Linked DNA regions of Homo sapiens: region 2 is linked to region 1. Evidence: read pairs that join two places in POLR2A ChIA-PET (ENCODE). Cell type or tissue: endothelial cell of umbilical vein. All regions are shown on one strand.

The links. Peaks named below come from ENCODE experiments on the same cell type or tissue, not always from the same donor. Only the 100,000 strongest peaks of a DNase experiment are listed, where the experiment ranks them.
Region 2: POLR2A ChIA-PET joins it to region 1 with 9 read pairs; 1 of 35 experiments calls an interaction of 5 or more read pairs at or near these places.

Annotation. Positions count from the first base shown.
Region 1 is chr6:156,832,884-156,835,383 of GRCh38, forward strand. The region is part of intron 2 of ARID1B (AT-rich interaction domain 1B); the gene reads left to right. Among named protein-coding and RNA genes, the nearest start is that of MIR4466, 54 kb to the left of the region's middle. In endothelial cell of umbilical vein, no CTCF peak of the experiment used is centred here; a DNase peak (open chromatin) is centred at 1,088.
Region 2 is chr6:155,126,091-155,128,590 of GRCh38, forward strand. It overlaps TIAM2 (TIAM Rac1 associated GEF 2), which reads left to right. Exons shown (of 27, transcript NM_012454.4): 3 at 1,400-1,510. Among named protein-coding and RNA genes, the nearest start is that of TIAM2, 130 kb to the left of the region's middle. RefSeq lists enhancers at 890-2,089, 1,097-1,843. In endothelial cell of umbilical vein, no CTCF peak of the experiment used is centred here; a DNase peak (open chromatin) is centred at 1,141; H3K27ac peaks cover 910 bases.

The sequences.
Region 1 (2,500 bases):
GACGTGATAATAGTACATCATTTTAGTCTTTATTAACTGGAACTAGATTTGTGGTCTTTCACTTGCCAGTTCTCCCACATCATCAGGCAAATACATGGCTAAACAGATTAGTTTTGCACGGTGCCCTAAAAACTAGTCTACTTGGGTTTTTGTTGAGTTCAGGGGGGAAATGAATTTTCTATGCCTCTGTGGAGAATATTCTGCCTCCAGGCTTCTGGAATTCAGACATGGGGTTGGTTAACAGAAGTACATTGGTTGATTTCATCTATTAGACAGCTACACAGAAGAGGCATAATTTTTAAGGTTACTAGAATCTGACTCTGAGTTTTTCAGATTAAAAAAAAAACAAACCTTAAAGACACCAAGATATTCTTTGCTGGATCAGGAATGCAGGTTTTGTTTCATTTTTCTTATCCTTCGTGATCATAAATGTACACCTAGGCCTTTACCAACTTGTTTTAAATAAGATTTTAATATAAAACGGCACCCAGGAGAAATAGCTTACAGAAGCTGAGTTATTTATTTGTGTCAAGCAGATTTCAATTATGTAGACTGAGATTTTTCCTGAGTTTTTTTTTGTAATTGGGTTGATATTTTAACTATTCTTGCAGGTGTTTGATAATATGATGCCTGTTGGAATTATAAAACAGGGCAAAAGGAAAAAAAGCAAAATGAGAGATTGAAGTTCATGAGTGCTTTTATGATGGGAAAACATGACTTTTTTAGTTTTTAAAGGCATACATGTATTGCGAAGAACTTTATAGCAGGAACATAGAATATGATCATTGTTTTGAAATAGAAAATGGCAAAATTAAATATAAACTAATTATTTTTGTTAAGGTGATTCATCTGAACTTATTACTTCATATTGAAGTAAAAACAATTCAAAACAGGTTTCCTTGAAGAGGGCTTGAAAAAGATTTGTATTCTAATTTTGCTGCATGTTTTTTGAGTAAAATATTTATTTCAGAACATAAGCATTTTATTTGGTACCCTCTTAACAGCCAAAACACTTCTTCCAATGCAAATGTTTATTTTGGCAGCAGATGTTTCTAAAAAGGAGACAAACATTACAATTGTTTGGCTAAAATAAATGTTTCCTTTGGGGTTATTAAGGCAGCCAGGCAATTTCTAGGGTTTCCACCTGTGTTAATTTATATTGTTGATCTATTCTGGAAAAAAATGTGTTTCTTTTAAATGTAATTAAAGCCACGTTTTGATATAGTTTGCATGAGAGCTCTGAAAAGTAAGGATGAATGGGGAGAGGAAGACTGGTTTAAGACTTAAAAATTCCAGAGTTTTTCATCATGAAATGTTTATTATGATTCAATCTTTGAATCCTAAATATGAATCCAATAGTCAGGGCTTAATTTTTGTTTTATTTAAAAAAGAGCCTAGACTTCCTATGTTTGCGACTGTGATGGTGTGTCCAGGATGAGAAAGGATAGATAACTTGACTAAGTATAATGGAGAGGAATGGGTGCCTGGTGCCTGTTTTACATTCAGACTCTTAATTTTTTGAGTCTCTATATTTACTTAAAGATGCCCATTCATATCTGTGTGCACATGTACGCTCCCACATGTGTGTAAAAAACAGAACATTCATGTGACAATGGCATTCTTGTGTAATGAAACGTGTATATGTATATTAATTTATATGTTAAACATATTTGTAGATATACATATATAAACACACAAATGAAATGAAGGTGAACATTTTGGCCAGTAAAATAATGAAATGCTATGAAATTTCACTATGTTGTTTACAGCATTTTCATACATTCGTGTTCTGTACTGAGACTTGGAGCCGAGCTGATTTGCTTGTACACCTGAAATGTTTGGAGGCCCTTCAGCAGATTGCAGATTTTTATAAATAATGGCCTTTCGTTGGCCACATTTTGTCATGGTTTCCTCAGTTGTTCTTCAGCAGTGAACATGAAGGTATTTAAGGTTTACCAGCAAAATACATTTATACCTCACATTTCTGCTTCCAAGTAGATAGCAGATGCTACTGGCTGTGATGCCAAAGCTCCCTGTAGATGGAGTTTTGTACTAAGAAAATATTTTTGGGCCGGGCGCGGTGGCTCACGCCTGTAATCCCAGCACTTGGGGAGGCTGAGGTGGGCGGACCACGAGGTCAGGAGATAGATAGAGACCATCCTGACTAACACAGTGAAACCTTGTCTCTACTAAAAAAATACAAAAAAATTAGCCGGCGTGGTGGCGGGCGCCTGTAGTCCCAGCTCCTCGGGAAGCTGAGGCAGGAGTATGGTGTGAACCCGGGAGGCGGAGCTTGCAGTGAGCCGAGATCTTGCCACTGCACTCCAGCCTGGGTGACAGAGGGAGACTCTGTCACAAAAAAAAAAAAAAAAAGAAAATATTTTTGAAAAGATTTGTAAATTCCTATAATACCTAACTGGTTTTGTGTACTTTTTATATTGTATTTGGGTTTAAACATATTTGAATTGTGACATTCTTGGAATGATATGTTAGAAGAGAT
Region 2 (2,500 bases), 1.7 Mb before region 1:
GAATGAATAAACAAAATGTGGCATGCACATGTAATAGAATGCTATTCAGCCTTAACAAGGAAGGAAATTCTGACATCTGCTACCACGTGGATGAAACTTGAGGGCATTATACTAAGTGAAATAAGCCAGTTGCAAAAAGACAAATGCTTTCACTTATATGCGGTATCTAGAGTCCTCAAATTCATAGAGGCAGAAAGTAGAATGACAGTTGCCAGGGGCTGTGGGACCGGGGAATTGCTGTTTAATGGGTGCAGAGTTTCTGTTCTGCAAGATGGAAAGAGTTCTGAAGATGGATGTCGGTGACGGTTGTACAACAGTGTACTTACTGCTGCCCTGTACATTTAAAAATGGGTAAGATGGGCCAGGCGCGGTGGCTCACGCCTGTAATCCCCGCGCTTTGGGAGGCTGAGGTGAGCAGATCACCTGAGGTCGGGAGTTTGAGAACAGTCTGACCAACATGGAGAAACCCTGTCTCTACTAAAAATACAAAATTAGCTGGGCGTGGTGGTGCGTGCCTGTAATCCCAGTTACTCAGGAGGCTGAGGTAGGAGAATCGCTTGAACCCAGGAGGCGGAGGTTGCAGTGAGCCGAGATTGTGCCACTGCACTCCCGCCTGGGCAAGAAGAACAAAACTCTGTCTCAAATAAATAAATAAATAAATAAATGGTAAGATGGAAAATGTTATGTTATCCATGTTTGACCACAATTACAAATAAACTTTTTTTTTTTTTTTTAAAGGAACAAAAAGTCACTATTAAGGCCTCACCCCTCTGCTTCCCGTGTCTGTGGCTTCGTGTCCAGCAGTGAGCACGGCCAGAGGGGAGCCTCCCCATCTCAGCCAGTCCTCCTCCCTTTCAGAAGCCCTGCCTTATCCCTCAGAGGGGGACCTCTTGCCCCTGCTAACATGTGCTTGAGAAAGCTTTTAATCTCATTTATGAGGTCAACCTCTACAAGCTAAATTATTTTAACCAAGGACTATTCACTGTGATGTTATATTTTGGGCTTTGTTTTTGCTGCTTGGTCAAATAGAGAACAAGGGCCACCTCTCGTCACACAGCCTGACGCTCCTGCAGCCCTGTGAGACTGAGAGTTGTTTTCCTGGTCATGGTGACAGATGAGCCACGCATGACTCACTGGAGCGGTCTCCCCTGAAACAAAGGCATGCATTTGACTGCAGACTGGGTGTTGAGTTGGTGGCCTTTGCAAGACTGGGTGGGCAGTTCTGGCTTCAAATGACCCTGATGAATCACACGGTTCACAGACGTTTCATTTATTACCTTGACAGTGACCCTGGACACCAGTTGTTTCTTCATATAATTTGCGTTAAGGCTTCCTTTTGACTTTGTGGGAGCTTGGAGTAAAACGCTTCACAGAGTTTTCTTGCGTTTCTGTTTTTCAGGCTCACTTCATGGACTCACTTTGCGTGCTTGTTAAATGTGCTGTGTTGCTCCCAAGACCATGTAAAGCCTACTGACCACTAACCTCCCTCACAGCAGAAACTAGACGTCAGGTAAACCCAACCCTTGTGCCTGGGGGTCACGTCAAGTTGCATGACTGTGATTAAGGTAATAAGTAAAGGTTTAATTATTTGGGCTAGCGATTTTGGTTTTAAAATATTTGATAATTACCACCAAAGAAAAGTCAATCCATTTAACTTCTGTTTTGTGGCTACACATTCTTAGATATAAAAGAATTAAAAATAAAAAGCCTACTAAATATATCTGGAGATCTCACCAGAAGAGCATCACCTCCAACTGACCTAAAATAGTGATATACTGGTTTGAGTGAGAAACTAGCTGGGCATGGTGGCATGTGCCTGTAGTTCCAGCTACTTGGGAGGCTGAGGCAGGAGAATCCCTTGAGCCCAGGGGTTTGAAACCAGCCTGGGCAACATAGCAAGATCCCACCTCAAAAAAATTATTTCAGAATCAAAAGAGATGGTTTCTTCTTTCCTCCCTTCCTCCCTCCCTCCTTCTCCCCCTTTTCACTTTGAGTTTGGCTTAACTAATAGACTCCTTGAGCAAACTGGGGTTTTTACAAGGAAGTAAGAGTCTAATATTAAGTTTTTCTGATGCCCATATTCTAAGTCAGCTTCATACTTACTTCTCTCATCATATTCTAAAGTGAAGATACCTGAAGTCTTTACAAAAGCTCTAGAGATTAGTTTTATTAAAATGTTTTTCTTTCCCAAATGAGAGCTCTTATTTTTTCCCCCATTTTTCATCTCAGCCTCATTTTTGAGGACTTCCAGGCCTTTTTCTTTTGTGGTATTCCTAGAGCCCCAACAGAGCCTGGTACCTGGTGTCATGTTATAAAAATGTGATAGTTTTTGAGCAAAAGTCTCTCAAAATACTGTGGAGAGATTTTAGCTCTACCAGTAGTTTATGTATAATGAAAATGTATCTCTCTGATCACTGAGATCTGTGTATTTAGACTGACAGAATAAAGATACTTTCCCTAATTTTTCTCTTCAAGAATCATTAGTTTGGTCAGGTGTGGT